Linked DNA regions of Homo sapiens: region 2 is linked to region 1. Evidence: read pairs that join two places in POLR2A ChIA-PET (ENCODE). Cell type or tissue: MCF 10A. All regions are shown on one strand. Links, peaks and the distances in the headings refer to the core of each region. The heading gives the core; the rest is flanking DNA.

Region 1 (8,836 bases), core at 3,022-7,021:
TGATATATTAATTCCCTAAGACCCAGAAAGTCCACTGTGATGTACAGACCCAACAAAAATACATTTGCCAAAACCTATGTATTATAATGTTCATAACAGCACTATTCATAATAGCTAAGCCAGAATCGGCCCAAACAATGAGGGAGAATGGGTAGAAACACTGGGTATATTCACATAATGAAGTGAATGAAGCACAAGGACAGGCAACTACATGGGAAATTTAACAAACATAAGGTTGAGTAGTAGAAGCCAGATATGAGAGGACATATGCAAGATTCCACTAACAGGAAGTTCAAAACCAGGCAAAACTCATCCAGGCAAAGGAAGTTAAGACACTGGCCATCTTTTAGGCAGTGGACTCAGTGAATGGGAGAGGACAGAGGGGCTTGGGGACCCTAAAGAGCTGCCTCAGAGCCCAAAAGCTTACCACACACAGAAGGATCCTCTGTGGGAAGGCTGGAATGTGATCACAAGAAAGAGAAGATCGCTTAGGAACCAGCCCTGCCTCCTTGACGACATCCCCGCCGAGGAGTGCTGGGCTGTGACGTGCTTGGCCAGTGGGAGGAAGGGGAAAGGAGATCTGGGCCTGATTCAGTTCCAGAGGGTCCCAGGGGCCACACGATCCCCAGGTGGCCCTGCCCTTTATTGCCAGCACACAGCTTTGTAGACTCATCTTCTGTCCTCAGAAGATGAGTGCTTTGCCTTAGTGCTAGAAGGACCAGGAACGATAATGTGGCAAAGGTTAAATCATCTTCAATATAGGGCAAAAGTCAAATAATCTATGGGGGCACTTACTCCATAGGTTATTTATCCAGCTATGCAATATAACACTTTATATAGGGAAGTTCTTATACTATGATAGTAAAACAAAATAAGAATGCAGAACTACTATATAATACATGTAACTATGCACAGAAAAATGACTGAAATGACCTTTCCCAATGATGAAGGTCATCAGAAACTTATTTTCTTTTTTTTTTATTTTTTATTTATTTATTTTTTTTTTTTTTGAGACGGAGTCTCGCTGTCGCCCAGGCTGGAGTGCAGTGGCGCAATCTCGGCTCACTGCAGGCTCCGCCCCCTGGGGTTCACGCCATTCTCCTGCCTCAGCCTCCCGAGTAGCTGGGACTACAGGCGCCCGCCACCTCGCCCGGCTAATTTTACAGAAACTTATTTTCAAGTTCACTGCAATAACCATTTGGCCATGACTACCTGTTGGCAACTTATTTTCTCAATTTTTCTGCAGGTCCAAGTTTTCCCTTAACACGAGTTGTGTCCCTCCAAAATTCTTATGTTGAAGTCCTAACCACTGGTACCTAAAATGGCCATTAAATGTGAAGACAGGGACCTTAAAGAGGTAATTAAGGTAAAATGAAGTCAGCCAGGCATGGTATCTCACGCCTGTAATCCCAGGACTTTCGGAGGGCAAGATGGGCGGATCACCTGAGGTCAGGAGTTTGAGATCAGCCTGGCCAACATAGTAAAATCCCGTCTCTACTAAAAATACAGAAATTAGCTGGGCATGGTGGCCTGCGCCTGTAGTCCCAGCTACCCGGGAGGCTGAGGCAGGAGAATCGCTTGAACCCAGGAGACAGAGGTTGCAGTAAGCCGAGATCGCACCACCTCACTCCAGCCTGGACAACAGAGCAAGATCCATCTCAAAAAAAAAAAAAAAAAAAGGTAAAATGAACTCATTAGGCTAGGCCCTAATCCAGCATGACTGGTATCTTTAGAAGAGGAAGAAGTTTGGTTTGGACACAGGTAGTTACAGAGGGAAGACTATGTGAAGCCACAGGGAGAAGTTGTCCATCTACAAGCCAGAACTATAAGAAAATAAATTTCTGTTATTTAAGCCACCCCAGTACCTGGCACTTTGTTATGGCAAACCTAGCAAGTGGGCATCAAATCTCAGCTGGGCATGGTGGCAGGCACCTGTAGTACCAGCTACTTGGGAGGCTGAGGTGGGCAGATTGCTTGAGCCCAGGAGTTTGAGTCCAGCCTGGCCAATATAGCTAGACCCTGTCTCTTAAAAAAAAAAAAAAAAAGTACATCAATCTAAAATCCCTCCCCTTCTAAATTACTATTAATAGATAATATTTATGTACTACTTTTTTGTTTTTGTTTTTTTGAGACACAGTCTCGCTCTGTTACTCAGGCTGGAGTGCAGTGGTGTAATCTCAGCTTACTGCAACCTCCACCTCCCGGGCTCAAGCGATTCTCTTGCCTCAGCCTCTTGAGTAGCTGGGACTACAGGAGTGCACCACCACGCCCAGCTAATTTTTGTATTCTTAGTAGAGACAGGGTTTCACCATGTTGGCCAGGGTGGTCTCGAACTCCTGGCCTCAAGCGATCCACCCGCTTTGGCCTCCCAAAGTGCTGGGATTACAGGCATGAGCCACTGTGCCAGGCTGATTCAGTATTATTTAAAGCTGGGCTGAAGACCCTGTGAAAGTCCCTCAAGAATCCATTAATTGGAAATATCACTGCTGATGTAGAACTTGAATTAACTTATTAGGTATTTATGCTTTCTCATTTGGAAGATGGATATTACACTTCACAGAACCATCATGAGTAACGTACAAGTTGAAACTCCAAACCATGATGTAGTCCCAGCTGCTTAGGTAACTGAGGTGGGAAGATACCTTGAGCCCAGGAGGTCGAGGTTACAGGGATCCATGCTCTTGCCACTGCACCCCAGCTGGAGACAGAGCAAAACCATTTCAAGAAAAATAAACCCCAACCGGGAATGTGTAGACCCCCAGAACCTTACAGACCATTACCCACCATTTACCACATGAGGAAACTAGGGCTGGGGGTGAGGGGTGGTGGCGGTGAGATGACTAGCCAAAGGTCGAACAGCTTGGAATTAGAATGAGAACCCAGGGTGGTCAGGTTCTAAAGCCAGGTTCGTCAATGCAGCATTCATTCAAGAACTACTTAAGTACTAATGATGTTCTTTTTTTTTTTTTTTTTTTTTGAGACAGAGTCTTGCTCTGTTGCCCAGGCTGGAGTGCAGTGGCGCAATCTCGGCTCACTGCAAGCTCCGCCTTCTAGGTTCACGTCATTCTCCTGCCTCAGCCTCCCGAGTAGCTGGGACTACAGGCGCCCGCCACCAGGCCCGGCTAATTTTTTGTATTTTTAGTAGAGACAGGGTTTCACTATGTTGGTCAGGCTGGTCTCAAACTCAAGTGATCCACCCACCTTGGCCTCCCAAAGTGAGTGACTAAAGGTCACTTTTATTTTTTTGGTAGATACAGGGTCTTGCTGTTTCCCAGGCTGGTCTAGAACTCCTGGGCACAAGTGACCCTCCCACCTTGGCCTCCCAGGGTGCTGGGATTACAGGCATGAGCCACTGTGCCTGGCCACTTTTCTCAATCCTAAAACAGCCCTCTTCCTAAGGGAAGATCTTTAGCCAGTAAAGGGCTAACCAGACAATTCTGTCAATTATTTCCTTTAAGGAGAGACTCAATGACTCCAATCCTCTCCCACCAGGTAACCCAGAAGGAGGCTAATGGATTGACTCCCCTACTACTCAGAAGACTTAATCCCCAAAACTCTGAGAGCTGCTACCGCCCACCCCCCCCGCCACCCCACCAGGAGCTAGAAATCCTCTTCCCGCTGTCTACAAAATCTGCTTCCCACTAGAGTGTACAACTCACTCTACTACCCTGTCTTCTGGCATATTTCCACTGTTACATGGTTCCACATATTTGTAGCACAGTATCTGGGCTGTGCATCTATTTGTAGAAGGGACAGTGTCAATAATCAAGGGGAAGCCAACGGTCATGTATTATAGGTGTATGTGCCTCCCACTCAGGGTGCATATTCCAGATACATCTGAGGAGCTGGCCCCATCAGCTCTAAACTGCTTTGAGTTGGGTACAGAGCACAACCAAGGGGCAATGGTCCAGACTGATAGGAATAAGCTTCAAACACCCACTCTGCTCAGGATACCCAGCTAAGTGTTTTCCTACCCAAATCCTCACAAAATAACCTGCAATGTGGTATTACTTCTCCCAATCTGACAACTCAGGAAACAAGAGGCTGCCAGGGGTTGAACTGCCCCAGGAAGCAGCAAGATCAGGTTTCAAATCCTGAAGGCAGGGAAATAATGAAGAATACGAAATTTGGAGTCCAGAAGACTTGGATTCCAATCCCTATAATGTCACTTATCTATCACATGATTGGGCAAATTGTATGATTATATAGAAGCTCAGTTTCCTCATCTGGAAAATGAAACAATACCTACCTCATCAGGTTATTAGGAAGATTAAATGGGATAGTGTTCAAACAGCACTGAATACTGTGCCTGGCCCAGAGTAAGTAAGGTAAGCTCTCAATAAAAAGGTACCTTAGACTACTTACAATTAACCTAGGCTTCTGACATCCACATCCTGGCCTCTTTCTATGTATACCATCGAAAAATTCTCTCTCAAAGTGGGAAGAAGTTAGCTACAGCTGTATGCTTTACTCAACGGATGAAGCTGATCAAAGATGGTGACACATGGGACCAGAGGGCACAATAGGGAACTGGCTCAGTCTGCATTTGGAGAGGGCTGTTTTGTAGGGGTCCTCTGTGGTTTACCAGAGGAAGCAGAAGACGGAGATTTCATGAAAAAGCTGGCCTTTCTAGGGAAACTTGCTAGGCACATGTAGGAACATGAGTAGTCTTCTCTGCAAGCTATGAGTCAAGACATAGTAAATGGTAAGCCCTGGGGCAGATCATTACAATTTCCTCCCAGATGCTTCCTGGCACCACTGGCTTGTATCACTAGTTTCATAATGAAACTGATACGAAACCAGGTCTCATCATCACTCATCCCTCCTTTACCCCATCTTTTAATAGTCAGCGAAGTAAACTGACTCCTGTTCCTAACTGCAGCATGGTTCCACAAGGCCACACATCTTGGCCAAATCACGGGGGCATGAATGGGCTTGCATCAAACTCTTTCTGGGGCAACTTGATGATGAGCACATGGGGCAATAGTTCAGAATTTAAGGCTGGAAAATGAAAGCCTAAACATAGCTCTTTCTTCCACACCCATCCAGGGCTTCAGACAGTCATTTGACCGCATTAGCCTCAGTTTCTCCCACAAGGATTCTGAATTACAAGGTCAATGAACCTGATGAAGAGGTGCCTGCTCTACCAATATAAATGGACAGCTTTTAGCACTGAGCCTAAATGTACATTCCCTAAAATACTGTCGGGGAAGGGAAAAAGGGAATCAGTAACCTGAGGCTGCTTCTAGAGAAATTAACAATTAATATCATAGGACACATTATAGGTAAAAATAAATAAAAAGAGAAATTAACAACAAAAAAGCCAGAGCTCTATGTATCTGCACTCGATAGAAGACATCCAATGGAAACCAGGAGTCTCTGGCCTATGTTCAAAGCTCCTCTCTAAAGATCATCCTGCCAAGCCTGGCCTCGGGTCCTGAACTGGCGCCACTAATAAAACTTGGGCAAGAAGAGTTTGGTCCCTGGGGTACTAGAGCTATTGGGAAAAGAAAGCTTTTTAAATAGACTTATAAGAATTGATGGATGCTGGGCTAAGAACTCATTCCTCTTATGTTCCAGGCCTGCTTTTAGGTTGGAATTTGCCTAGACACCTCCATACTCCCAAGGGAATACCCTTGAAGGTCAGGAGCTTGTCTCTTCCTGGAGGTGCTATCTGGTCCTGATGTCCAACATTACTGGATGTTCTGGCAAAATAAAACCACCCATCTTTCCGTAGACAAAATGTCCATCAAGTGATCACTCTCCACCAATTTCCCTACTGATCTCTGGGTATTTTGACTAGAGGAAAAGGAAAACATCATCTTAAACATATTGTGGCCAAAAGGCAGCCTGGGGAGTTGGGGGAAGAGATTGCCTAGGAAATTTCTATTCTAGCTTGCTTTAGGGACATACCTAGCTCACAAAACAAACAAATTTGTCCTTATAGCTATCACTACCTTCTGTTAAGGGATTGGGATAAGAGGGCACCGGGGAAAAGTAGGTGGAAGTGACTTGAAGAAAGATTCTGGCATTTTTCCTAAGTAAAACTACATATAGAAAAAAGTTCACCAACTAAGAAATACAAATTAAAAGGGCAAGTGCTGTGTCACAGTTGGGAACCGGGTGCTGCTATATATTGCTAGGGGTGGGGGAATATTAACTGGCACAACCTTTCTGGCAAATTAAAATGCCTTAAACAAGCCCATTGACCCAGGAATTGTGCCAAGATACCATCCCAGATGTGACAAAACCATACCTGCCAGGATGTTCGTGACTTGCTTAATAGGGAAAAAAAGCAAAAAAAGGTCTCAACAACCTAACTCTCAACAGAACAGTTAATTATGCTGTGCCACAGTCACCCAAATGCCTAATCTACAGCCTTAAATACTATAAAAGAAAACCTACCCAGGAAAAAGTATTTTGCAGAGGGGGGAAAAAAGCAGGTCATAAAGCCATTTATAGCATAAGGCTGACAATTATTATATAAAATATTTATAGTTTTATTCTTGTACCAAAAAGAAGAGAGAGAGAGGGGCTGAGCCCTGGTGCCAAGGCTGTGGTCTGCCTCTCTCCGTCACCAAGTATTTTCCACGCACAAGAAAACCAAGATGGTGGCCAGTGAGCCAGACCCGTTTTGAGGAGACCCACGGGAGAGGTCATAGGGCAGCAAAGTGGGGTGGGGGGAAGAGGCTGCACATGCTGGGATCCCAAGAGGCCTTGGGGCTCCTGGATTCACTTGGGACCCACCCCTGGGCATGCTGGGAGGCCCATTGCCCTTGCCTAGCAAGCTTGGGGCAGCTCTGCAAGGGCCTGCCAGAGCCCTGGGTGCACCTATTGGGTGTCCAGGCCTTTTTCCCCAGAGCTGTAAGCAGAGCAGCTCTTGGAGGGCAACAGAACCCAGGTGGAGTGCAGTTACACCTGGCGGATGGCACCCATCTATACACAGGCCCCCTGGACCTGGATCTTCTCACAGATAGGGCTGACGGGGTGTGTGAGGGCCTCAGCTTGCAGCCCTTCTCTGACCCAGCCAAGCAGAAGAGGAAGCTGGGATACTGGGGAGGCAAGCCTGGAGAGTGAGTGGTGAAATCATTCAGACTCGGGCCCTCTGCCTCAGATCAGATACCCTCAACAAAGACTCAGGTGGAAAGATTGGGAAATGGATGATTGATTTCAAATATTCCTTTGAAAAGACAAAGGTCCCGTATGGGTGGTAGGCCCCCATTTTGCCTTCCAGTTTTTCCACAGTAAACATGTATTTGATTTTCAATCAGAATTTGATGTGAGTTTTTCCCCCGACTAGAAAAATTATATGGCAACCCCATGTCGTTGAGGGTGGAGAAAGCAGTTCCAGGGGAGTTTTGGCTGACGAAAGCTCTGCTGTGTTCATCAAGTTCCTCATAACCCTTAGGAGGTGAGTCTTCCCTCCCAGAGTGAAACCCAAACTAGGCACTCTGAGAGTTTGGAACGCGGCTGACTCAGCATGAGGTGTGCTGTCTGGCTCACTGGCTACCATCCTCAAGGACCATGCCAGAACAAAGATCCCAGTGATCAACCTGAGACAGCTGTGGTAACAATTAAGGGTCTGGTAGGTAAAAGTGCTGTGTACTGGCTCTGCAGCCTTGCGTCAATCACTTAATCTCTAAACTGTTTAACAGTAAGTACTCAATAAATGTAAGCCATTTATTGCTGCTTAATTTCCAGTCTCTAAAATGGGAATACACACACACACACACCCCCAGGTGCTTGTTAGGGTCAAATATGATGTGTTGTGCTTTATATTTATTTATTTATTATTTTTTGAGACAGAGGCTAACGCTGTCACCCAGGCTGCAGTGCAGTGGCATGATCTCGGCTCACTTGAACCTCCCAGTTTCAAGTGATTCTCCTGCCTCAGCCTCCCGAGTAGCTGGGACTACAGGCACATGCCACCACACCCGGCTAATTTTTTGTATCTTTTGTAGACGTGAGGTTTCACCATGTTAGCCAGGCTGGTCTCAATCTCCTGACCTCATGATCTGCCCGCCTCAGCCTCCCAAAGTGCTGGGATTACAGGCATGAGCCACTGTGCCCAGCTGTGTTGTGCTTTAAAAAGCACAATAAAGTATTAAAAACCAGGGGCAGTGATTTAAAAAGCAACACAGAAGGACAGGAAGGTGAAGGCCATTCAGAATCCTAAGATAAGCAGAAAGTTTAAAAATAGGATCAACTGCCATAGAGGCAAGCATAGGAAATTAAATCCCAAATGCCATGCAGCTAGGCACAGTGGCTCATGCCTGTAATTCTAGCACTTTGGGAGGCCAAGGCGGGTGGGTCACTTAAGTCCAGGAGTTTGAGACCAGCCTGGGCAACATGGCGAAACCCCATCTCTACCAAAATTAGCTGGGAGTGATAGTGCATGCCTGTGGTCCCAGCTACTTGAGAGGCTGAGGTGGGAGGATCACCTGAGCCTGGGAGATCAAGGCTGCAGTGAGTCGTGATCACACCATGCACTCCAGCCTGGGCAACAGAGAGAGACCCTGTCTCAAAATAATAATAATAATATCAATAAAATGCTATGCTTCTTTCATTCACATCTCACCAGTTTGTTCCTTTCTATACATTTAGCTCTTCAAAGAGGGCTTAATGTTGTCACAGAGCAGTGATTCCCAAACATAGCTGATAGAATCATCTGGCAAACAATTTAAAAAATCCAGATTCCCTGCCGACCGCCCACCTATCACTTCTACTGAGTCAGCTTCTGGAAGTGCATCTGGGGAAAGCAGTTTGTTGCTTTTTTTTAAAGTTCTTGATTCTCTCATTTATTTCTCATGAGAAGGTAAATTGGTATGGCTTTTGA
Region 2 (8,836 bases), core at 1,595-5,594, 54 kb after region 1:
AGGAGTTCGAGACCAGCCTGGGCAACATGGTGAAACCCCTGTCTCTACCAAAAATACAAAAATTAGCTGGGCGTGGTGACGCAAGCCTGTAATCCCAGCTACCTGGGAGGCTGAGGCAGATGAATCGCTTGAACCTGGGAGGCAGAGGTTGCAGTGAGCTGAGATTGCACCATTGCATTCCAGCCTAGGCAACAGAGCAAGATTCTGCCTCAAAAAAAAAAAAAAAAAAAAAAAAGCTGTGGAAGGAAGGAAGGTGGGGCACACACATGTTCACAGATGCAGGGTGCGTGTGGGTGTGGGAGCTTATGGAAGTTCTCTTGTGATGAAATCATTGGCTGAGGGTGAGCACACAGGAGGACGGGTTGTGCACGAGAAGAGAGAGAAGGCACGAAATAATCTCTAGGAGTGTGGGAGAGTGAATGGCCTGAGAAAGGTGGTAAGATGGTAAGGTTGCCAAGCAATCCCGGGGGTCCACTTGAAGTTAATGGTCACGCATTTGAAATAAGTCCCTGTGGTTGTGAGTTTTCCCCAGCCTGTTCAGCTGCACGGGTACAGCTGTAGAGTAGAAGAGTTGGAATTAACGGTGTTTTTCTGGGTGACTACAGAAAAGGGGCAAAGAAGTTGAGGATGTATATAAAGGAGTGACTGTAATGATGGACCATGGAATGTCAGACGCAAAGACGGAAGTGAGGCAATGTCAAGTGTAAGAGATGATGGAAAGGTGGTAGAATCAATGGATTGTGGGTCCAAAAGGAGTCAAAGAATTACTGGAGATGGAATACTTGAAAAGCGGGCTGGAGGTAGAGGTAGTGATTATCGAGCAGGATGCTTGAAATCAGGATTATGGGGTTACAGCTATCGGAACGATAGTTGTAACTTCTCACTAGCATAATGTTCTCAAGGGTCCTCCTCTTTGTTGGTATTGAAGTGATTATGATTCTTAGTGTTGGAGAAAATGTGAAATCATCAAGGAACAGGGAAGAGTGACTCAGGTTCTGTAGCTGTCTGCCTTAAGGAGGGAGGAGGGTGGTCCAGTCTGATGACCTGGGACCTACAGTCAGCTCACATGAAGAGGGATTTACTCCAGGGCATCCAGCGATAGAAGAGGAATGATAAGGCTGGCTATCAGGAACTGGATCCAGAAAGTCAAGAACCAAGGTTGTGCTCTCTGGGCCACCAGGCTTTCTCATTTCTGCCTCTCCCTGCCCTTCCCTTTCTCTCGAAGCCATCTTCTTCCTCCTCACCTGACCTGACATGGCCTCCACAGCCCCTCCACAGCCCCAACACAATACAACCTTGCCTTTCAACTTTCTTCTAACTGCTTTCATCTCTGTCCCACATTTCCAGGACAAAGAGCCTGACTGCCTCAGCCCAGCCGAAGAATCGGTGTCTTTCTGGGTCTACTGTCCACTCTTAGGTCAGTCAACCATGGTCCGGGGGGATGGGGGCCTGTGGCACAACATAGCAGCCCAGGCAGTAGGCTGAGACCTCTCAGAACCAGATGTGGCTGGAGAGACCAGGAGCAGCCTCACTGGTGCCTCTCCCAGGAGGCACAAACACCAGCTAAGTAAGGAGAAGGCAGGAAGCTGTGCTCCGATGTCCCCAGGTGATGCTGAGGTGGAGCTCCGCTCTCCACCCTCCCTGGCCATCCTGCCCTGGGGAACAGTTTCTGGCTCTCAGCACCTCCCTGTCTGATAAACCCTCAGCGTTGCTCAGAGTCATCTGGACAGACAAGATTCTGCCTTCGGGCCTGAGAAAGCCTGGCTGGTACACTATCCATCCCTATGATAGCTATTTGGGCTTTCTGTTTGTTTGTTTTTAATTTTAAGACAGAGTCTCGGTCTGTCACCAAGGCTGGAGTACAGTGGTGCCATCTCAGCTCACTGCAGCCTCGACCTCCCAGGTTCAAGCGATTCTCTTGCCTCAGCCTCACAAGTAGCTGGGACTACAGGTGCCTGCCACCATGCCCGGCTATTTTTTTATATTTTTAGTAGAGATGGGGTTTCACCGTGTTAGCCAGGATGGCCTCTATCTCCTGACCTCGTGATCCGCCAGCCTCAGCCTCCCAAAGTGCTGGGATTATGGGCATGAGCCACCGTGCCCAACCGGGGGTATTTGTTTTTTTTTAACGTTGATAATTTAAGGATGACTGAAGGCTGATGGGAAGATCCAAAGGGCGAAGAAGATCAACGATGCAGGAGAAAGGGGCAGGGATTATTGAAGCAACGAGCTGAGTAGAAAAGAGAGGCCAGGATTGGGGGCTCTCTCACTGACCAGTTCTGTGGGATTTGCTGGGACCTCTTCCTATCATGTCACAGAGGCTTCAGGAGAAAGAACTTTTGTCACAAGAGATCAGCTTGAGCCACAACCCTGCCTAAGTCCCTTAGCTGATTCTCATGGGGGAGACAACAAGAGAGAGAGGAAATGGAAAGGAAAGGACTCTCTGAGATTCTCTAAATTGTGGGGAAATGCAGGTTATTTTATTTTATTTTAATAAAATTTTATTGGCCAGGTGTGGTGGCTCACACCTGTAATCCCAGCGCTTAGGGAGGCTGAGTCAGGCAGATGGCTTGAGCCCAGGAGTTCAAGACCAGCCTGGGTAACATAGCAAAACACTGTCTCTATAAAAAATACAAAAATTAGCTGGTGTGGTGGCACATGCCTGTGGTCCCAAGTGGCTGAGGTGGGAAAATTGCTTGAGCCCTCGAGGTTGAGGCTGCAGTGAACCGTGATGGTGCCACTGCACTCCAGCTCTAAAAAAAAAAAAAAAAAAAAAAAAAAAAAAGAGAATGTATTGATTTTTTTTTCTTTTTTCTGAGATGGAGTCTCACTCTGTTGCCCAGGCTGGAGTACAGTGGTGCGATCTTGGCTCACTGCAACCCCCACCTCCCAGGTTCAAGCAATTCTTCTGCCTCAGCCTCCCGAGTAGCTGGGATTACAGGTGTATGCCACCATACCCAGCTAATTTTTTGTATTTTTAGTAAAGATGGTGTTTCACCATGTTGGCCAGGCTGGTCTCGAACTCCTGACCTCAGGTGATCCACCTGCCTTGGCCTCCCAAAGTGCTGGGATTACAGGTGTGAACCACCATGGCCAGCCCTTCTTTCCATTTTTTGACATAGTGTTCTGGACCTTACTTTCACTTTATATAATTTAGAGGTTGTTCTCTATGAGTATATAGCAAGCTCTCTGATTATTTTTCTTCCTTTTTTTTTTAAACTGCTGCATAGTATTCCACTGAAATGGATCTCCCTGATTTATTTAGCTGATCTCCTACTGATGAACATTTGGCTCATTTCTGATCTTCTACTACTGTAAACAATGGTGCAGTGAATATCCTTGTGCATAAATTATTTCACACATGTAAAAACATATCTGTTAGATACATTCCTAGGAGTAGAAGTACTAGCTAAGAGGCATATTTTATTTGCATTTTCTTTGCATTTGTTTGTTTGTTTTTTGAGACACAGTCTCACTCTGTCACCCAGGCTGGAGTGCAGTGGCACAGCCACGGCTCATTGCAGCCTTGACCTTCTGGGCTCAAGCAATTCTCCTGCCTCAACCACCTGAGTAGCTGGGACTACAGGCATGCATCACCATGCCCAGCTAATTTTTTTGATATTTTGTAGGACGGGGTCTCACTATGTTACTCAGGTTGGTCTTGAACTCCTGGGCTCCAGGGATCCTCCCTCCTCAGCCTCTCAAAGTGCTGGGATTACAGCGTCAGCCACCATGCCTGGCCTCATATTTGCACTTTCAACTTTTATAGATTTATTTAAGTTATGCTCTATAGCAACTGGGGTTTTGTGCAAGAACCGGAAACCACTTTAGGTAGTTCAAGCAGGAGATTTAATGGAGGAAATTAGGTGTTCACAAAATTGCTGAAATGACTGTAGGAGGGGCTTTGGCCTGGGCCTCCAAGAGGTCAATACACAGGTAACTTTCTGGGGAAGCCACTCCTCTGCGATCACTACTGGAACTGCAGCCAGAAGTTAGGATCAAAATGTCACTACTGACACCTAGGATGCCAGATAATGGACTCTGAATATGCTGCAGAAAAATCTCAGGTCTCCACAACCCTCCTTGACAGCAGAGATAGCCAAAAGTACAGAGAAAATGGCCTTTGTCTTTCCATCACCTACCCCGTGTCTCATTAATTCTTCTAACTAGTAGGACCTAATTTCTATCCAAAACTCTAGCTGCAAGGGAGTCTGGGACGTGTAGGTTTAGCTTTCCAATGTCTCCACCTAGAAGAGGGTGGAATGAGTCAGATTGAGAGAGCCAGTCCACAGTACTCTCTACACCCTCCATAAAAGGGGTACCAAATTACACTACCACCAACATGGGATCCTGTCAACTCTTTGATTTGCTAATCCAAAACATGGAAAACAGTACCTTATTGTTTTAATTAACATTTCTCTTATTATGAGAGGTTGAGTATCTTATCTTACAAATCATCAAAAAATATATCTCTGTGAATAGAATCCAATGGGAGTGCTGCCCCCTGGAGTTGTGCAGCATGGTGACCCTGTAATATGAATAAATGCCATTTAAATGTCTTTTTTATGTATGAATTCTGTATGTCTTTTGTCCACAGATGGTCTTTTAGTTTCCACCATGATATATGTAACATACATGGAGTCTGTATAATGGTACAGTTTTCTAAACCTAGAGTTTAGCTAGTGATCCCACAATTTTTTTCCCTTTGGGTCATTTCTCCCCAGGATATAGTCCCAGTGAGGGGTAGGGAGGGACAGCCTGTACTTGAAATGTCACAAGCATGTCAAATTCTGGAGGTCTAGAACTTTGAAATTAAACTACACTCAAAGTGTCTCTCCAATGCCAGTTTACACAAAATTCTAGTTTGCCTCCTGCCTGAAGATTTAATTATGAATCATGCTGGATGGAGGAGTGAGGACACTGTGTGCCTAGTGAGCTGGGCGGTCATTCCTGCCTGCTGGGCTTTATGTTCCTGTGGTTTATAATGTCTTCTCCAGTGAATAATAACCTCGGGTTCATGCCAGGCCTTTTGGTCTTTGTTGATGATCTATAGGGACTGGAAGCCTGAGATCTCAAATTCAAGAACAGGCCTTTTAAGCCTGGTCAATCAATCAGGCTGCATAGTCAGAGCCACAGATAGTACAAGCTGCCAAGCTGCTGATGTAGAAAAAGACCCAAGTACTCAAAGGAACACACCATTCGCCAGAAAGTATGGGGTTGATTTTTTTTTTTCTCTTGAAATTGTTCAGTTGCTAGCAGGCTTCAGGTGTCAGTGGCAAGGCCAGCCAACAAGGAGAGCACTTATGGGCTTTCCCATAAACCCCAATCTGATGCACCAAATTTTGCCATTAGGTATTCACTCCTTTGGCTTAAACATTCCCCCATCAACCCAGCACTCCCTCCTGACCTGCTGATTATTTTCCACTTGGTCAAGCTGGAAGTGTTCTGGTCATTTTTGATCCTCTCCTCTTCTCCTCCTCCTGTCCCAATCCAATTAATCATGATGCCCACTGAATTATTCCTTCAGGGTACCTGGGGAAGACATGCTGGAGTCGTAAAGTACCGGCTATGACCCTGAGCAAGTGCTTCCAATTCTCTCTCAGCCTCGGTTTCTTCACCTGTAAGGGAGAGCTAACAATATCCTACCTCACAAGGTTTTTGTGAGGATTAAAAATAATACATGGAGGCTGGGCACGGTGGCTCATGCCTGTAATCCCAGCACTTTGGGAGGCTGAGGTGGGCAGATCACAAGGTCAGGATTTCGAGACCAGCCTGACCAACATGGTGAAACCCTGTCTCTACTAAAAATACAAAAATTAGCTGGGCATGGTGGCATGCATCTGTAATCCTAGCTATTCAGGAGGCTGAGGCAGGAGAATCGCTTGAATCCGGGAGGCAGAAGTTGCAGTGAGCCAAGATCCTGCCACTGCACTCCAGCTTGGGGGACAGAGTGAGACTCTGTCTCAAAATAAATAAATAAATAAATAAATAAATATTTAAAAAACCACATGGTTTTATTAAAAACAAAACATGCACACATATACCCCAACACTTCCCCAGAAGCCTCTTCAGCTAACTAGTGTCAAGCCTTGTGACTTACAAGACCACATAGATTATATTTTAAAACACACACAATACTAATAATACATGGTTTTATAAAAGTGAGGTCACAGCCCATGTATAAAACACAGATATTTGAGAAAAGAAAAAGAAAACCCAACAACAACAAAATAGATATGTGGCCCAAGTTGATACTTTCCTTTCTAGTCCTTTCTTTCATGATCTAACCCTACGTTCTTGCTTCATTTCTGCCACAGCTTCTTTCTTTCTTTTTTTTTTTTTTTTTTTTGAGACAGGGTCTTACTTCCATCACCCAGGCTAGAGTGCAGTGATTCAATCTCAGCTCACTGCTGCCTTGACCTCCCAGGCTCAGGGGATTCTCCCATCTCAGTAGGTGTAGCTGGCACCACAGGCGCGTGCCACCATGCCCAGCTAATTTTTTGGGATTTTTTTTTTTTTTGAGACAGAGTTTCGTTCTTGTTGCCTAGGCTGGAGTGCAGTGGCGCCATCTCGGCTCACTGCAACTTCCGCCTCTCAGGTTCAAGCGATTCTCCTGCCTCAGCTTCCCAAGTAGCTGGGATTACAGGCATGCACCACCGCGCCCGGCTAATTTTGTGTTTTTAGTAGAGATGGGGTTTCTCCATATTGGTCAGGCTGGTCTCGAACTCCTGACCTCAGGTGATCCGCCTGCCTCCGCCTCCCAAAGTGCTGGGATTACAGGCTTGAGCCACTGCGCCCGGCCTTTTTTGTATTTTTTGTAGGGACAGAATTTTGCCATGTTGCCCAGGCTGATTCTGAACTCCTGGGTGCAAGTGAGCCTCCCGCTTCAGCCTCCCAAAGTGCTGAGATTATAGGCATGAGCCACCGTGCCTGGCCTTGCAACAACTTCTTAACTGTCCTTGCAATGACTAGTTCGTTTCCCTGTCCCACCTTCAGTTTACCTCCTCTTCAAAACATCCTCCTTCTCACTGCTGCTTGCTCAGCTTAATTTTGCTAAAACGCTTCTCAGATGATGAACTCCTCGTGTTCAACAATCTTCGATGGTCCCCATTGTCTTTGGGTATTGAGTCCAGATTCTTTAGCCTGGTGATGAAGGCTTTCCTGAACTGAACCAAACCTAGTCCAATTAACAACCACCTCCCGGTAGGACGCGGTGGCTCACACCTGTAATCCCAGCACTTTGGGAGGCTGAGGCGGGTGGATCACCTGAGGTCAGGAGTTTGAGACCAGCCTGGCAAACATGGAGAAACCCCATCTCTACTAAAAATACAAAAATTAGCCAGGTGTGGTGGCGCACGCTTGTAATCCCAGCTACTTGGGAGGCTGAGGCAGGAGAATCACTTGAGCCCAGGAGGCGGAGGTTGCAGTGAGCTGAGATTATGCCATTGCACTCCAGCCTGGGCAACAAGAGTGAAACTCCGTCTCAAAAAAACAAAAAACAACCACCTCCCAAGTGCTCCCAGTGTGCCCACCTCAGGCTTGACTTAGGGATGGGGATTTGGCAATGAGTAAGATTCAGTCCCCTCCACTAACTAGTGGAGAGACAGACAGATGCATAGACATTTTCTTTTTATTTTAATCTTTTTTATTTTTTGCCTTTTATTTTTTAATTTTATTTTTTGAGACAGGGTCTTACTCTGTCACCCAGGCTGGAGTGCAGTCGTGCAATCACAGTGCAATCCTGGCTCACTACAGGCCCAAACTCTTGGGCTCAGGCGATCCTTGAATCTCATCCTCCTGAGTAGCTGGGCCCACAGGCATGTGCTACCATACCTAGCTAATTTTTTGAGACCCTATCTCAAAAAAAAAAAAAAAAAAGGCACATCTGTTTTAATTCCAAATACGTCTAGAAACTGGCTATTTCTTATTTCTTTTCTTTTCTTTTTCTGAGATGGAGTCTTGCTCTGTCACCCCGGCTGGAGTGCAGTGGCGCCATCTCGGCTTACCACAATCTCCGCCTCCTGAGTTCAAGCGATTCTCTTGCCTCAGCCTCCCAAGTAGCTGGGATCACAGGTGTGTGCCACCATACCCAGCTACTTTTTTTTTTTTTTTTGAGATGGAGTTTTGCTCTGTTGCCCAGGCTGGAGTGCAGTGGTGCGATCTTGGCTCACTGCAACCTCCGCCTCCCGGGTTCAAGCCATTCTTCTGCCTCAGCCTCCCGAGTAGCTGGGACTACAGGTATGTGCCACCACACCTGGCTAATTTTTGTATTATTAGTACAGACGGGGTTTCACCATGTTGGCCAGGCTGGTCTCGAACTCTGGACCTCATGATCCACCTACCTCGGCCTCCCAAAGTGCTGGGATTACAGGCATAAGCCACTGCGCCCGGCCCTTTTTTTTTTTTTTTTTTGTATTATTAATAGAGACAGTGTTTCACCATGTTGGCCATGCTGGTCTCGAACTCCTGACCTCAAACGATCTGCCCACCTCAGCCTCCCAAAGTGCTGGGATTACAGGAATGAGCCACTTCTCCCAGCCTTTTTTTTTTTCTTTTTTTTCTTTTTTTTTGAGACGGAGTCTTGCTCTGTCGCTCTGGAGTGCACTGGTACAATCTCGGCTCACTGCAACCTCCGCCTCCTGGGTTCAAGTGATTCTCCTGCCTCAGCCTCCTGAGTAGCTGGGATTACAGGCGGGCACCACCACACCCAGCTAATTTTTGTATTTTTTGTAGAGATGGGTTTTCACCATGTTGGCCAGGCTGGTCTCAAACTCCTGACCTCAAGTGATCCGCCTGCCTTGGCCTCCCAAAGTGCTGGGATTACAGGCATGAGCAG

Evidence for each region. ChIA-PET counts read pairs that join two places held together with the same protein. Peaks named below come from ENCODE experiments on the same cell type or tissue, not always from the same donor. Only the 100,000 strongest peaks of a DNase experiment are listed, where the experiment ranks them.
Region 2: POLR2A ChIA-PET joins it to region 1 with 5 read pairs; 4 of 35 experiments call an interaction of 5 or more read pairs at or near these places.

The regions. Positions count from the first base shown.
Region 1 is chr16:68,664,365-68,673,200 of GRCh38, reverse strand. The region is part of intron 2 of CDH3 (cadherin 3); the gene reads right to left. Among named protein-coding and RNA genes, the nearest start is that of CDH3-AS1, 23 kb to the right of the region's middle. In MCF 10A, for the core only: no CTCF peak of the experiment used is centred there; a DNase peak (open chromatin) is centred at 4,800.
Region 2 is chr16:68,609,409-68,618,244 of GRCh38, reverse strand. No RefSeq gene overlaps it. Among named protein-coding and RNA genes, the nearest start is that of CDH3, 31 kb to the left of the region's middle. In MCF 10A, for the core only: no CTCF peak of the experiment used is centred there; no DNase peak of the experiment used is centred there.